Linked DNA regions of Mus musculus: all the other regions are linked to region 3. The links are chromatin loops, found by intact Hi-C in ENCODE. Cell type or tissue: left cerebral cortex. All regions are shown on one strand. Each heading gives the region's core, and the rest is flanking DNA. Links, peaks and the distances in the headings are about the cores only.

What was found. A loop is a pair of places that touch in the nucleus more often than their neighbours do. Peaks named below come from ENCODE experiments on the same cell type or tissue, not always from the same donor. Only the 100,000 strongest peaks of a DNase experiment are listed, where the experiment ranks them.
Region 1: a loop joins it to region 3, with 2.3 times the contacts of the local background. A loop is called at or near these places in 2 of 42 quality-filtered maps.
Region 2: it touches region 3 in a loop (1.9-fold over the local background); 3 of 42 quality-filtered maps call a loop at or near these places.

Annotation. Positions count from the first base shown.
Region 1 is chr13:3,862,990-3,868,778 of GRCm38, reverse strand. No RefSeq gene overlaps it. Among named protein-coding and RNA genes, the nearest start is that of Calm5, 12 kb to the right of the region's middle. In left cerebral cortex, for the core only: no CTCF peak of the experiment used is centred there; a DNase peak (open chromatin) is centred at 2,592.
Region 2 is chr13:3,692,045-3,697,833 of GRCm38, reverse strand. No RefSeq gene overlaps it. Among named protein-coding and RNA genes, the nearest start is that of Asb13, 61 kb to the right of the region's middle. In left cerebral cortex, for the core only: no CTCF peak of the experiment used is centred there; a DNase peak (open chromatin) is centred at 2,772.
Region 3 is chr13:3,771,096-3,776,884 of GRCm38, reverse strand. No RefSeq gene overlaps it. Among named protein-coding and RNA genes, the nearest start is that of Gm35190, 6.7 kb to the right of the region's middle. In left cerebral cortex, for the core only: no CTCF peak of the experiment used is centred there; DNase peaks (open chromatin) are centred at 2,416 and 3,466; H3K27ac peaks cover 1,418 bases.

The DNA.
Region 1 (5,789 bases), core at 761-4,760, 92 kb before region 3:
GCACTTGGGAGGCAGAGGCAGGTGGATTTCTGAGTTCGAGGCCAGCCTGGTCTACAAAGTGAGTTCCAGGACAGCCAGGGCTACACAGAGAAACCCTGTCTCGGAAAAAAAAAAAAAAAAAAATCTCAAGTGTGAGAATTCCACTAAGTGGTGTTTACAGACATCTTGAATTTTCTCAAAGGCGGTGTGGACTTTTCAGTCCCAATGGAAAGAGTACATAGTATATCTGTTGTGCATTCTAACATAAGAATAGCAGTTGGGGATGTAGCTCTGTTGGTAGAGTGTTTGCCTAGCATGCACAAAGCTCTGGCTGAGTTCAGGCCCCAACACTACATGAACAAGGCATGGTGACTTCAGCCTGGTTTCCTAGGAAGTTAGAGGTGAGAGGATCAGACCTTTAAGGTCATCTTCAGGTCCACTTGGCAGCCTAGCTTACATAATGGGGTGAGGGAGAAAATTACTTTGAAAACAGGCCCCATGCTTTGCTTACCTCCTGCAAAAGTCTCTACTTCTCTTGACTGTGCAGATCTTTGACTTTGTGTTCATTAAAAGGGGAACCTATTGCTCTCAATTACAAAAGTCCCATCCTAACATCCATTAATTGTGAAGAAGAATATGTCTGAGAAACTATAGTAGCTGCAAAGACTCAACTCAATGTTGAGATTTAGAGCACACTCATTATTTTCAGTAAAATAAGGCTCTTGAAATAATCTATGAATCTCAGAAGAAGGACAGATGTTTGGGTCCCTCCTTATCATGGTCCCTCCTACCTACCCACTGCCTAAGGGACCATGCACCCCTATCCTTGTGCTGACTTAGTACACAGCACCCAGAAGAAACTTCCACAAACAGTCCTGATTTTAGCCTGCAGGCTACGGGACGCAGGTAGGAATTGCCTCCCAAGGCAGCTGCTCTTCATTCAGTCCCATTACTGTTGTACAGGTCTTCTCCAGGCTAGCTGAATCCTTTCCCAATATCTCCACTACCACACACACAATAGGTCTTCTTGACATTCTTGTCTGGGTAGACTCAGAAGGAGAGCAAAGGAGATCTCCAAGGTTTTTTGTCAAATAGAGCCGAATCTTGGGCATTGGGATAAGCTGACAGAGCAAAGACAAGCCATCCCGTTGCTCATGTGCCAGTGGGAGTGACAAAGTCATAGAGAAACAAGAAAAAAAAAAAAAGGCAGAGGAGGCCCTGGCAGTGTTAAGTCTGGCCTTACAATAAAGAGTAGCAAGATGACAGCTCTTATTAAAGGGTCTGTCCGGCCAATCTAAGAGGCTGACAGTTATGCTGAGATCTTTGAGGTAAAGAGCCTGGTGGTAATGCCAGTTAAAACAGAGAGCCCGCAAGGCATGGAGGAACACCCCATCCTCTCCCCTCCTGATGACTTATCTCCCAGGGCTCTGAGCCAGCCTGGTTGAGATCCCTCCAGACTATCAGGCCGGGTGGACTCTCCCCAAACAGGACCAACCCAGAAGGGTGTGGCTGAACGGCTAGGTACAAACCCGCCCTGATAATCACACTGGAAAGGAGGTACATCTTTTACAAGCCCTCCGGATACCATTAATAATAGTAATTTCAGCCTAGAATTCCAATGAGCTTGAAGAAAGGATTAGATAGCTTAAAGGCAGTGTAATCCCTTTTCCACTTACATGCAAACAGATGATCTTCTCAGAGTCACCACCGCTCTACTTTGTCTACTTCCCTGTGAGACAGTTTAGAAATAAAGTACAGTGCAGCCCCAAATCTCTAAGAAACTCCAGGCTGCCCTAAGCCTACCATGCACAGTTGGTCTCTAAAACTACTGGATGCTTTAAAAACCAGCCAAGGGGTTGGAGATATATATTTCAGTTGCTAGAGTGTTGCCTAGCATACATAAGGTCCTGGGTACAATCCCCAGTACTGCATAAACTAGGCATGGTGATACATTAATGCCAGCTCTTCAGAGGCAGAGGTGGGGAGCTCGGAGCCACCCTTGACTGCCTAACAAGTTTGAGGCCAACCTAGAACCACCTGAAACCTCCAACAGCCCAACAGCAGAATCAGTTTGAAACTCTAATCTTGGTAGTTTTCCCTAGCTCCAGTCATTTGTTCTCTGTCCAGCTACCCCATGGAGAGTTCTTCCTGAATCCCCAGGGCTGGGCGAAGCACTCTTTGTGATAAGACCAGGGTGGCGGGTAGTGGTGCTTCTTTGATAAAGAAGAAAAACAAAGAAGTAGAGGAAAGGCAGAGAGGGAGGAAGAAAGAGGAGAGCTCCCTGCCACTCCCACACCAGACTTCCTCTCTGGCCTGAGCGTCCATTTTGTCCTCGTGTTTGGAAACGCTCCCTAATCATAGCTCTCTTTGGTCGGCCTGCCACGGGACAGTTGTGGGCAGTATCTCAGAAATTCCCTTTTCCCTCTAAAGATGTTAGCTTAGGGGAGGGCAAAAGTGTGATATTCAGAACTTGTCTCAGGTCCGCAGTGACGGAGAGGCGGAAAGGCCTCGGTTTGCAGGGAGGAATGAGGCAGGCTAGGCCCCATAGCCAGGAGCTGAGGATGAGGAAACGGGTGCCTCCCACACTCCCAGCTGTTGGCCAACATTGGCCAGGCCCCAGGGAAATCCTGGGCTCGCCTCAAAGGCTTAGAAACAGCACCTTCTGCCCTGTTTTCTATCAAAAAGCTGAACAGAGACACCCGTTGGCTTCTCAGTAGCTAAAGGATTCTGAGAACTCTAATGGGCTTTCACCATCGGATGAGGCAAGAAGCCACCGTCCTGGCCAGCACAGCAGGAACACCTGACCTGCCCAGTGGTGGGTGCAGGGGTGAGGCTCAGCCTAGTCCCTGTAATGCCTAGTTCACACTCACCTCCTCCCAAACTCCAAAGGCTTAGGTGCAGATGATTATTAACTCAGGCCGTTCCTAGAAGCCCTTCCTCTGACTCAGCTCTCACCTCTCACAGACACCGATTTGAAGCCACGCCCTCCCTGGGCTAGCTTCATGCTACATTCTGCTTCCTCTAGCCTCCAGGTGGGTGTTCATCTGCTCAGATTCCAGTGACCACATTCACCCCACACCCTGGGGTGGGGGAGGGGGAGATGGTCTTCGCGCCACTCCTTACTTCATCCTGAATCATTTCCCTAAAGCACAAATGTGGCCACACATCTCTGACTAAAAATCTTATCTGAGGGCTAGCAAAACTGCCCAGTGGTTAGAGTTGCTTACTGTCAACCTGGATTGACAGGACCCACACAGACAGAGAAAACTGATTCCTCCAAGTTGTTCTCAGACCTCCACGTGAGCACTGTGACACATATGTTCATACATACACACACACACACACACACACACACACACACACAAGAAACAAATGTAATACAAAGGCATTCTTAAAACCTCAGCAGAGGCCAGCAGTGGTGGCGCACACCTTTAATCCCAGCACTTGGGAGGCAGAGGCAGGCAGATTTCTGAGTATGAGGCCAGCCTGGTCTACAAAGTGAGTTCCAGGACAGCCAGGGCTACACAGAGAAACCCTGTCTCAAAAAAACCAAAAACAAACAAACAAACAAAACCTCAGCAGAGGCCTGATGATAGAGCTCAACGACTGTATACTTACCTAGCATGCAGGAGGTTCTGAGTTTTATGTGGCTTGGATCTAGACCATCCACCAAAGTGAATGTTCTGAACCCCGGGCTCTGATTTCTAGCATTATTTTGAAAGTTGGGGAGCCCTTAGGAGGTAAGACTTTAGGGACAAGCCTCGGGAGGGTTACACGCCCCTGCTTCCCACCTGCGTTCTTTGCTGCCCCGTCCTGCCTTAGGCTCTTGCCGCTTGAGAGAATCTTCTCCCTCCTTCCCCTCCGTAATGAACGGAAACCCTCCTCAAGCCTGAGCCCAGCCCATCCTCAGCCACTTTCACATTGGTTCTTTTCTGTATTGGGTCAGAAAGATGAGAAATGTAGAGATGTCAGTGCTGTGCTTCTTAATCGGCTTATAAGTTTGCATTACATTTTTATTTATTTATGTTTTATTAGATATTTCCTTTATATACATTTCAAATGCTATCCCGAAATTTCCCTATATCCTCCCTCCACCCTGCTCCCCTACCCACCCACTCACACTTCTTGGCCCTGGCGTTCCCCTGTACTGGGGCATATAAAGTTTGCAATACCGAGGGACCTCTCTTCCCAGTGATGGCCGACTAGGCCATCTTCTGCTACATATGCAGCTAGAGTCACGAGTTCTGTGGGGTACTGGGTAGTTCATATTGTTGTTCCACTTATAGAGTTGCATACCCCTTCAGCTCCTTGGGTGCTTTCTCTAGCTTCTCCATTGGGGGCCCTGTGTTCCATCTTATAGATGGCTGTGAGCATCCACTTCTGTATTTGCCAGGCACTGGCATAGTCTCATACGAGACAGCTTTAACAGGGTCCCTTCAGCAAAATCTTTCTGGCATATGCAATAGTGTCTGGGTTTGGTGGTAACCCAGTCACAAAAGAAGTCATTAGATATCCACTCACTGATAAGTGGATATTAGCCCAAAAAACATAGAACACCCAAGATACAATTTGCAAATCACAAGAAAATTAAGAAGAGGGAAGCCCAATGGGTGGATACTTCATTCCTCCTTAGAATTGGGAACAAAATACCCATGAAAGCATTACATTTTTATAATGGCTGAGACATCTCATCTCACAGCACCGAGACACCGCAGTGTGTGTCCTCCCTTTCCTTTGCTCAGTTCCTCTTGGCAAAGTCAAGGTGGCTATGATTTTTACCCCTTGTGTTAGATTCCAGTAAACTAAGGCACATGAGTATATCACTGGCCTGCACAAGGTTACAGAGGCAGTGAATGGCTTTATCAAGATTTAAGAATCCCATATTCCTTTGTCTGACCAAGGAGACTCTCCATAGTAGTTCGCACTCTGGGACTCATTTCTCCAGGCCTGTAACTCCACTCCCACCACTACACACAAAGCTGTTTGCTTTCAGCCCAGGACCCTTCCAAGAGTACCCCGTGCCTGGTCAAAGCTACCTCTACTGCGCAGGAGTGCTGTCACATCCCCCAGGTCTCTGCTGTCTGCTGAGCCATCTCCTAGGCCTGGACTCTATAAGCAGGTGCTTGCCTCTCTCTGTATATGTTCCTTCATGGCTACATCTCATCGCGGCTCCCTTACAAGGCACAGGTGAGTATAGGACCTTCCTCCAAGTGCCACAGGAATGAGGAGCATCTAAGAAATCACCAAATGGGTGAATGAGGACCATCACCACTTCTGCAACCCTGCCCCGATACAGGGCTCCAAAAATGCAGGGAAGTGCGGCTGAAGGTGGCTCCTTGGGAGCACTTAGAGCCAGTGCCCGTTTAGATGGAAAGCCAGCTGGAATGTGAAGACAGAGCTCCAGCATCAATCAGTAAAAGCACCAGGCAGAAATCTGTCTCCAGGTGGTGAGTGGGCTTTGGCAGTGGGCCGCCAAGGCAACACCCCGTGCTCCCAATGTGATTCAAACTTATTTGGCCAGCCCACAGATCTCCCACTAGTGGAGATCCATGGAGCTGAATGCTTGCCCCTACTTTCTTCCCCTCCCCTCGGAAGCAACTCGCCTAGGGGGCCAAAGAGAGGCTGGGTGTTGGGTGTGCCTCATATAGTCATAGTTTCCAGAGGCAAGTTAGAGCAGAGGTTCTTAATCTTGCCTTCTCAATCTTGGCTGAGCAACCACACCCAGGCGTCTCCCAGTACCTACGGTTTGAGGGAGAGTCAGCATAGGAGGGAACACATGGGTGGCATTTTCCAAAGCTTCTGGGTGTTTC
Region 2 (5,789 bases), core at 761-4,760, 79 kb after region 3:
AAAAATAAAAATAAATCTTAAAAAGTAAAAACGAGTAGAAAGAGATAAGGATGAGTACTGGGGTAGTAGCCCAATGGTTAAGCCCAATGGTTAATGCATTCAACCATGAAGACCAAATGGGGTCAGGGAATCTCCAAAGCAAGCTGGCTAGGGAGACTAAGCTACTTAAGGAAGCTCTGGGTCTGAGTGAAAAAAAGTGTTTCAATGAAGGAAGTGAAAGAACAATGGAGGATTTATTCCCAACAGCAGCCTCAAGCCTCCACAAAGCCATGCGCATGCGTGCACACACCTTATACATACAAGCTCACACACACACACACACACACACACACATGCACACGAAAACAGAAAAAGAAGAGTATAGCTTCTCAATTGGAATACCTGGGCCCACATTCTTAGCACTCAGGGAGAAAGATCGGGATCCTGAATGAGGTTGAAGGACACAGGACAAAAGCCCCACCTTGAGCCAGCCATAGATGCTCAGAGTCGAAGGGCCATCAGACACAACCACGGGCAGCCATCTCATCTCTACTTTGTAGCTTACTAAGCATACAGAGCCACATGAGTCTGTAAGAGTCTCTCAGAAGTTTTGTCGGCTTTGAGTCCCTAAGATTCTGCCACATTCTTTGAGTGGGTAGAGGAAGTCTGTGAAAGAACATCAGGATCAAGTTTCCTAGCAGTCTGGCAGAATGTGGGTTGAAATCAGATGTTTGATTACATTAGAAAACCAAGTTCTATTTCTTTTGCAACTGAGTTTTGGGATGAAAGTTTATGTACGCTCTTTGTCTTTAAATTCCCAGCTTAACACCTACTGGTAGTTTTCCAATGAATGCTTATTGAATGGAAGTCTGATCCAGAGTGAAAAAGACTGTAGATGAGGTATGTGCAGATATTTAAGGAGCAAGCAGAGAATCATGAGACACACCAATCGGTTTGTAATAACCCTATAATTAAAATGCGTTCAGTACTCATCCTCTTCTCACACTGCAGCTTCCAGCAACTGTGAGGCATGATGTTTTATAACTGAATGAAAGGAGAGATATGAGATCCCTGTTCCCCTCCAGTAATCCAGTTGTTGAAAAGATTTGTGAAAATAATTTTAATTTTATATAATATTGTTAATAATAATATTTTAAATACATTTCAAATAATTTGACTCTTTTCATTGCTTATGTTTGTGGTCCTGAAAGGAACTATTCGCACAACCACCAACCATCCAATGCAACCATCAACCCAGGCACAAATCCTGCAGTTGGCAATGGTGACCTGCCTGTATGATTTGCTAGAGCAATCACGACAAACAATATGTGGGTAACCAACCACTATCTGATTAGATTTAAGGCCTACTCCATGAGATGTAACCCACGCATGACACTGCTCAGGCAGTCAAGAATCTGGGACTAGATAGGATATGGACCCAGAGGAAACCAAATACTCCTGTTCTGCTAAAGGAACATAGCATATATACATGTATGTTTAAGTATTTATACATATATACATATATGTATGTATATGTGTGTGTGTGTGTGTGTGTGTGTGTGTGTGTGTACACCGAAGGCTCACTCAAGCTCTTGGCCATCTAGTCTTACCAAATCTGTGAGCATTGAGATCTGTTAGAGACCCCATTTTATAATATTAAAGTGGAAAGAAGAGGATAATGACACTATTGACATGTCAACATGGACAGGGGAAATTTCACATGGTTCCACCCCTAGATGAAGAGCTATAACTGCTTAATGCTGCTGACAGAGAGAGAGAGAGAATTAATATCCCCCTGGGAAGAAATACCACATAGGATGTCTAATCCTCAATCCCAAGTGGTCAGCCCTGGACACAAATGCACACAGCAATGCTAAATGGACTCAGTAAATGGTATATATATGTACATATATACATGTAACAATAATAATGAAAGACAAGACCTGCACTTTGGAGGGGAACTCTGGAGCAGTCTGAGCAGGAGGTGGGAGTAACGCAAGTACAGAGCCCATGTACAATATTCTCAAAAAATTAAAATTAAAAAATAATCAGGTGGATAACAATAGCAGAAGATACACAACACCTATCTAGCCTCTACACACACATGTGCGTGCACACACACAGAGCAACACAGACACACACAGAGAAGAACACACACATACACAGAAGAATGCACACATAGAGGAACATATACACAAACACAAAGGAACACACACATACACACACAGAGGAACACACACATATATACACAAACACACATATAGTGGAACACACACAGACACACAAACAGACACACACACATACTTCAAGCATACACACTTACACAGAAATAATTTTCTAGAATGCAAAGGGTTTCTGAGGGCAACTTCTTTGAGAACCTCTAAGTAAAAGAGACAAAAATCTGGAGGGAAGGCTACAAGTTTGTAATTGGCTGTTTGGCTTTGAATAAACCATTCAACTTCTCTGGCATCCTCTGCCCAATAAAGATGATAGACCAGATGTGCTGCAAATTCCCTTCATCTCCTCCCACACCTCATTCTTGATACAAACTGCATGTTCAATAAAGTGGGAGGCCCGTCCTGAAACCTGCTTCCCCGAGTACACCAAGGGAATGCCAGGGGGGAGGGTTTGCAGTCTAAAAATAGCTGCCAGAAGACCTGGGGGTCAGAGAGTTCCTCTCAGAGCCAGAGGAGGAATGATGTCAGTGCCTGGAACGTCGGCATTCCTGGGCAGCTCAGGTCTATGGGTGACTGCTCAGGAATTTGTGATCCTTTTGTGCCTCCAGAAATGTCAACACTATCTACGCCTGAGCTCAGAGTGCCTGTGTGTGAGTAAGTGCATGTGAGTGTGTGTGTGTGTGTGTGTGTGTGTGTGTGTGTGTGTGTGTGTGTGTGTGTAAGTGCGCATATGCAAGCATATTCACACAAGCACTTGCCCCCACGCTCCATCAAATTGGAAAAGTAATCGGATTTAAACTCTGACATCCTTTCCAGGAAGACTCCCAGATTGTTTTTCAGTGTGCACCCCTCAGCCCTGCCACCTCAGCTGAGAAACACTAAGGGGAGGGCGGGGCTATAGCTTCTAGCAATGCCAGTATCCCTCCCTGCTCAGGTCCCCTCTCCAGCCTCCTCCACTATTGCGAGAACCTGGGATCCTTTATGGGGTTACTGGAAACCGACTCTGAAACACTGTTATAAATATCCAATGATAAATAAACATAAGTTATTTCTGAAATGTACCTCAGAATAGCCAGCTGCCCAAACAGCCATGCTTCAGATCCTGGGAAAAACAGAAGTGTGTGTATGGTTTATATTTCCATTGCCCAAAGTAAAATCACTGGTCAGGTAGTCTAATCTTAGTTTTCTCTTTCCATTCCTTTCCTCTTATATTAAACAAAGAGGGAAGAGAAAGGAAAGAGACACGGAGTGAATTAGAGTAAAGGACTTTTAAAAGAGAGAAGGAAGATTCTGTTATTCAATTCTGGTGCTTACAGTGACATCAGAAAACAACAAGCCTAGATCTTGATATTCCAAGTACTCTACCTTCTAAGTACAAAATTAAGAAGATCCAAGATCATAGAATGTCCTGTGTGTCTAAGTCCTAAAACAAATAGAAAAAAAAAATCAAAATACAGGTAACTAAGGTAAAACAGAAAAGCCACGGTGAAGCCCAGAAGCATCATAAAAGGAGTCTGGAATGAGGAAGAACGTCTGGCCTTAAGACCTCCCTCACAAGAATCCCTACATCATTAGTTATGGTTCTGTTTGACGTGGTAATATAGAGTCGAACAGCCCTGATAAACTCTTCAAAGCCCTGGCCAATGTTCTCATCGACAGACGTGTCTGCCTCTTCTCATGTACTCCCTTCACTCTTAAGACGCAGCAAATCCTGCAGATCACTGAGTCATTGCCAGGGTACATTCTCTATGCAGGATGGGTGAGCTGATGCTGGCAGGATGGTCCCTCTTCTTGGGAAAAGCTGGAGAAACAGAATTATGGCCTGAGTATCTCACAGAAGAACAAGGCTGACATAGCTGAAAATCCTCCTGGCCAGGTCCTTTAGGGCCAGGATAAGGACCAAATAACCCTAACACTAGTCAGATCCTGCACCGTTTGCCCAAGAAGTTGGCCTTGGAACTCTCCAAAGAGTCTTCAGATCACACAAATCCCTTATTCTTCACTAATCTGCTCTCTTTGGATCTTATCTTCATCCAACCAAGAGCAACCCCGATCTTCCTAGCTGAAGTTGACCGCAGCTTTCCTGGTCCCAGCTCTCCTCAAAGGGTCCCATTGGACCATCACTTCACTCACACTTGCTAATCTAACTCTATACTCTTTTTTTTAATTACGTATTTTCTTCATTTGCATTTCAAATGCTATCCCACAAGTCCCCCATAACCTCCCCACCGCTCCCCTACCCACCCACTCCGATTTCTTGGCCCTGACATTCCCCTGTACTGAGTCAAATAAAGTTTGCAAGGCCAAGGGGTCTGTCTCTCTTCCCAATGATGGCCGACTAGGCCAACTTCTGACACATATGCAGCTAGAGACACGAGTTCCAGGGGTGCAGCTTAGTTCATATTGTTGTTCCACCTATAGGGTTGCAGGCCCCTTCAGCCCTTGGGAACTTTCTCTAGCTCCTCCATTGGGGGCCCTGTGTTCCATCCAATAGCTGACTGTGAACATCCACTTCTGTGTTTGCTAAGCCCAAGAATAGCCTCACAAGAGACAGCTATATCGAGGTACTTTCAGCAAAATCTTGCTGGTATATGCAATGGTGTCAGCATTTGGAGGCTGATTATGGGATGGATACCTGGGTGTGGCAGTCTCTGGATGGTCCATCCCTGAGTGGCAGCTCCAAACTTTGTCTCTGTAACTCCTTCCATGGGTGTTTTGTTCCAAATTCTAAGGGGCAAAGTGTCCACACTTTGGTCTTCGTTCTTCTTAAGTTTCATGTGTTTTGCAAATAGTATCTTGTATCTTGGGTATTCTAAGTTTCTGGGCTAATATCCACTTATCAGTGAGTACATATCATGTGAGTTCTTTTGTGATTGAATTACCTCACTCAGGATGATACCCTCCAGGTCCATCCATTTGCCTAGGAATTTCAGAAATTCATTCTTTTTAATAGCTGAGTAGTAATCCATTGTGTAAATGTACCACATTTTCTGTATCCATTCCTCTGTTGAGGGACATCTGGGTTCTTTCCAGCTTGAGGGACATCTGGGTTCTTTCCAGCTTCTGGCTATTATAAATAAGGCTGCAATGAACATAGTGGAGCATGTTTCCTTATTACCAGTTGGAACATCTTCTGGATATATGCCCAGGAGAGGTATTGCAGGATCCTCCGGTAGTACTATGTCCAATTTTCTGAGGAACCACCAGACTGATTTCCAGAGTGGTTGTACAAGCTTGCAATCCCACCAACAATGTAGGAGTGTTCCTCTTTCTCCACATCCTCACCAGCATCTGCTGTCACCTGAATTTTTGATCTTAGCCATTCTGACTGGTGTGAGGTGGAATCTCAGGGTTGTTTTGATTTGCATTTCCCTGATGATTAAGAATGCTGAACATTTTTTCAGGTGCTTCTCAGCCATTCAGTATTCCTCAGGTGAGAATTCTTTGTTTAGCTCTGAGCCCCATATTTTAATGGGGTTATTTGATTTTCTGGAGTACACCTTCTTGAGTTCTTTATATATATTGGATATTAGTCCCCTATCTGATTTAGGGTTGGTAAAGATCCTTTCCCAATCTGTTGGTGGCCTTTTGTCTTATTGACGGTGTCTTTTGCCCTACAGAAACTTCGCAATT
Region 3 (5,789 bases), core at 754-4,753:
AACAGCCAGCATGGACAGAACACCTAATATCATACTAACATCTTTCCACTGCAAAACCGAAATTAATAAGTAACTTCCACAGCCCAGCAAGGTAGTGCTCTCTAACAATAAAAACTGGAGGATTCAGTTTAAGAGAGTTCACGCTGAGAAAAGACAGATGGTTGAATCAGACAGTACAGATACCACAGGAGAGGCTCTGCTGGACCATGTGGGTAGGAGGTGGGAAGTGGGAGAGAAGCCAAAGCAGAAGTGAGGCACAGAAGCTGCTTCATTGGTTCTAACTCCATATTTGCCTTATTTGAACATAGTTGGATCGGTTGCCTAGTGCGTGTGGTTGAAGCTCTGCTGCTGTGATTGGCTGAGACTCAGCTACATGTTACCAAAAGAAACTCCACAAAGCCAGGCTCTGGTTGACTTACTACCAAGTTTGGTTGCAGCTCCTTATGGAGGGACTCGGAATATAGACACATGGATCTTTGAGTCCAATTATGTCTAATTTAGAGTTCCATCACCCCCATTTTCCAGACGAGAAAATTAAAGCTCAGATTGCCATGTTTCCAGAGCAAGCTGGGAACCAAAACCACAGCAGCTCCCTCCTTGGCCGTAAAGCTAAGCAAGCCCTTTACCCGTGTCCTCTACTTATGCTTAGAAGCTAACATTCTCAGCCTGCATGGACTCAACCTGGAACCCACGCCTCCCCCATCCCCATCTCCCTTTCCGTCTTCACAGGTTATTGTTGGCAGTATGCTGTTGAGTTGGTCAGGAATGAGACCAGGGTGGGAAGCAGAAGCCATCCTTATCTCCTACCTGGCCTCTCCTTTCCCAAGCAGTCTGTGGGGATCTGCGAGGTATGCACATTGGTGGGTAGGGAAGGGGTGTGGTTGACATCATCCTTCAGGTCTGGAAGAATATGTCTTCCCATGACTAAAGAGACTGAGGGTATAATTATGGGAAGGCTCTTGAGATGTGAACATGACCCTGGATTACTGTGGAGGTAGGGATCAGCGTGAGAGGCAGAGATGAGTGGAGAGAGGAGAAATTTGAAGGAAAGACTATAGCCAAGGAAGTAAGTAGCTTACAGAGCTGAACAAGAACCTCTGAAGCCCCCAAAAGACATATCTCCAAATATAGCCCTGCCCATACCTTGATATGGGCCTTCTTCTATTTAACTGATTATTGCTGTTGTTGTTATTATCATCATTGTCATCATTATTGTGTGAGTGTGCAAATAATGTTTGAGTATGAGTGTACACATGCCACAGTGCACATGTGGATAGCAGAGAACAGCCTGGAGTCAGTTCTCTTCTTCCTCCTTTACATGAGTTCCAGGAATTAAACCCTGATTGCCAGGCTTGCCTGACAAGCAGCTTTAACCACTAAGCCATCATGCCACCCCCCCTTGGTTTTGGACTTCTGACTTCCAGACTATAGAAGGATGCATTTGTTAAGGCAATAATTGTGCGGTTGAACAAGTCAGAAGAAGAGGATTCAGTCACCCGGAGATGGTATTAGGGGCAGTCTTCATCATCTAGGTCAGCCATAGCAAAATAGCCTAGACTGGGCCCCTTAAACAGCAAAGGTTTCTTGTTTCACAGTTGTGGGTGCTGGGTGTCCTAGATCAAGAGCTGACAGGGCGATGGTCCTGTATCACTTCTCTGCTTGGTTTGCAGACAGCAAGTCTTGCTTCCCCTCACATGGCTATTGCTCTGCACAGCTGCCAGTGCGAGCTGTCCTAACCCCTGAAGAAGATACTGGTCAGAGTCGACTAGGGTTCATGAGGAGGAGAAACTAGAGTGACTTGTCCCAGGCCTGGCAGATTTCCTCACTATCTGTGTCCTGCCCTTAGGGCAAGCTCTCTTAGGCTGTATAGGACACAGGTTCCTTATAGAGGTAATTAAGTTAAAATAAGCCTTGTAATCAAGTGGTTCTGACTCTTCCAGCAACTTCTAGATTTTCTGCTGGGGATTGGGGACAGGGGTTACAGGTAGAGCCTAAGCACCTAACAGCCCAGTAGAAATGTGGGCTCACCTCATGGTTCAACTCGGGGAGAGTTCACTTATGGGAGACTCAGGACCCCTGCAAGAGGGCTCATCCTAAGGGCAGGACACAGGTAGTGAGGAAATCTGCCAGGCCTGGGACAAGTCACCCTAGTTTCTCTTCATGAGAAACAGACAGTACTGGAGCCTCACAAGAGAGGGAACACATATCCTGTAAGAAACAGCCTAGAGCTCTGTAAATGCTGGAGAGGTGGCTCTCTGCAGGGGTTTTAGCAAGAGAAGCTGGAGCCAGAGAGACAGAATGTACCTGCACAGCATTCTCCGGGACTCCACAGTCCTAGAGGAATCTTCTCTGCGATTCCTCTGCCCACCACCATTGCCCAATTCTCTGTTGTGTCCTTGGCCCCAGGTCAAATTCCCAAAGCAGCAAGTGACTCAGAGTTATTCTCAGAGTCCCGTCCCCATGCACCATCTCTCTACACCCACACATCTTCTCCTCATTGGCTCTTCTTTGCTAGTCACATCCTCCTGTCTCCACATGCTAACCCCCAAATCAATTCTATCTATCCATCTATCTATCTACCCATCCATCCATCCATCCCTCCATCTCTCTCTCTCTCTCTCTCTCTCTCTCTCTCTCTCTCTTTCTACCTACCTATCTACCTATCGAATCATCTATCTCTATCACTATATCTCTATGTCTCTATATCTGTTGTTGTGTCTCCGTGTCTGTTGTCCATCTCTGTCTCTCTGTGTGTGTGTGTGTGTGTGTGTGTGTGCGCGCGCGCGCGCGCGTGTGTGTCTCCCTCCCTTCTTCCCTCCCTCCCTCCCTCTCTTCCTCCCTCTCTCCCTCTCCTCTCTCAGGAAAAGAAAGGAGAAAGCAGAGAAGAGGAGTGAAATAGTTCAGATGAAAGACAAAGCCACCTCCATTGAGCCAAGGAGTTTTCATATAAATCTCCCCATGGGTAGAAAATTGATGCTTGTAATTCAAAAGATCAAAAACAAAAACAAAGAAACCCTAAGAATGAGAGCGTTAAGGAAAGACATTATGAATACTAAAATTAGAAAACTTAGGCTTGTAGAGATGGCTCAGTCAGCACAAATGTTTGTCCTGCAAGCATAACGACCTGAGTTCAACCCCCAGAATCCATACAAAGAAGCTTGCCTGCCACAATGGCACACTTGCCATCCCAAGGTTGGGCAAGCAGAGGTAGGCCCATCCCTGAGGTTTCTGGCATGCCCAGGAGCCTAACTAAGGTCCAGGACAATGAAAGACTGTCTCAGAAAACAAACTAGGGCAGAGGAGATGACTCAGTAGATAAGCCTTTGTAACAATGGCATAAGAACTGGGGTTGCGATTCTCCAACACCCATCAAAAAACCAGGGGGGCATAATGGCCCATATCCAACTCAGGATTCAGGAGGCAGAGACCAAGTTGGGTAGCTGGATTAGCCAAATCATTGAGCTCTAGGTTCAAGTGAGAAATCCTGCCTAAATATGTAAACTAGAAGATGATTCAGAGTGAAACCTGATGTCAACCATGGGCCTCTATGTGCACGCACATCCACACCCACATGCAGGCTCACATACATTCAAATGTGTATATACAAATGCACAGATACCATACACATACAGGAGAGGAGGAGGGGGAGGAGGAAGAAGAGGAAGAAAAAGAGGAAAAAGAAGAAGTAAAAAGAAAATCATTAGAAGGCACCTAAAGAATGGCACCCAAGTTTGTCCTCTGGCCTCATACATGCACATACATACATGAGCATGTACCACCAACATACATCATTTACATAAACACACAAAGCCAAATTGAATTTAGGAGGTGGGAGCCAGGTCCTCAGCTTAGAAGGAAGGAAACTGAGCTGCTGGTATGTGAAGTAAGACATCATGCAAGTGTTTCTCTATGTTCAGGAGAGGCTGCCACATGGATTCAGGCCCCACTGCCAGGGTGAGACAGTATGGCTAACAAGTGTCTTCAGGAGTGGAGGGAAGAAAACTTCACATCTGGACTGGTCTCGGGATGGGTATAACTCTCTAGACAAAATGACTTGGGTCATCTCCAAGAGACCCTACGCATCCCCATCCCCACCCCCACCCCCACCCTGAGCTTCTCTGTGTGTGCAACATCCTCATTCATAAGATTATATACAGTCAGTTTCTCCCAGACATCTATTTACCTAGGACCTCTGACCAAGACGACAAAAAGCAAGCAGAAACTGTCCTTCACTGGAGTGTCCCACCCTGACCCTCAGCCTCTCAGGTTCTGTATTTTCTCTTATGGACTCTTCCAAAAAAGCACAGCTTCTATTCACACTGAAGGGAAAGCTGTCCCTCCCCCATTCTTTTACCTTGGGTCCTCGCTAACTCTGCAGAGGAGGAAAAATAGTTCCTTCTCAGGAGACCCAGCTCTGACCACTGACCTTGCTCTGTCTTTCAGATATTGCTGCTCATCTGCAGGGTCCCTGTGTCTGACACCCACCCTGCCTACACTGGCAAGCTGGACACAGTAATGTAATGAATCTCTGAGTGTCTCAGACAGAATCTACATCTAGCTCCCAACATTTAGTGAATCCAAGGAGACAAAAAGAACTCCCTTTCCTCCCTTCCCCTCCCCCTCCCTCTTCCCCTCCCCTACCCTTCCCCCTTTCCCTTCCCTTCCCTCCCCTCCCCTTCCTTTTCCTCCTCTTTTATTCCTTCTCCCTGACTTCCACACCCTCTTCTTCCCTCTCCTGTCTTTTTCCCTCCTTTTCTCCCTTCCTTTCTCTCTTCTTCTTCTTCTTCTTCTTCTTCTTCTTCTTCTTCTTCTTCTTCTTCTTCTTCTCTCTCTCTCTCTCTCTCTCTCTCTCTCTCTCTCTCTCTCTCTCTCTCTCTCTCTCTCGTTTTCCTTTTTGAGGTACTGGGACTTGAACCTAGGGCCTTGGCCTACACTAACCAAGCAACCTTCCACTAATATAAACCCAGACCCCCTTTCATTTTATTTTTGAGACAGGGTCTCTCTAAGTTGCCCCAAGCTAACAGAGACGTTGTGGTCCTTCTGGCTAAGTCTCCTGAGTATTTGAGATGTATATCACCATACTATACTGGGGGCTTCCAATCTGACCCAAGCCCCTATGAGGATCAGATCAGTGATTTTTTTTTTTTTTTTTTGAGATCAGTAGGCTGAACTTCTGCACAGTAGTCCTCAGTACTAGAGGCATCTGTACTCTCAGAGTTTCTTCTACTTCCCCATCAAACTTTTGTTCTTTAGCTTATATCTTTGGGGAACTCTGTTCTCAGAAAACAAAACTGTTGAAACTTTACAGAGAAGTCAGAAAAGCAACTACTGCTTTGTCGGACAAGGGCCCAACAGGAGGAGACCGTGCCAAGTCTCCTTGGGGTAATGCGAAATGGGGCAATCAAGGACTGAGCTCCAATGAAGGGGGACAGAGTGTGGGGAAAGCAGGAGGGTCTCTGGACCCAACCCATATTTAGAGACCAAAGGATATGTAAGTAAGGAGCGGTCTACACATGTGGAAGGGAAAGGGAGACCGGAAGTGCAAAGAACCCAGGCAAGGAAGGGAGCAGGTAGACATTGGCACCTCACTCCTCTCTTCCTAGCAGGACCCCTCTCCCCAACCATGGGCTTTCCCAAACACAACCACAGTGTTCAGGGCCTGGAGGGTGGATAACATAGGGACCATCAGGGAGGCTCCCAGACAAAAGTCCCCAGCTTTTTATAAGAGAAGTCCCTGGGAAAGTGAGAATTCTGCCTTCAAAGCACCCTAAGATGCTCTACCCATAAAG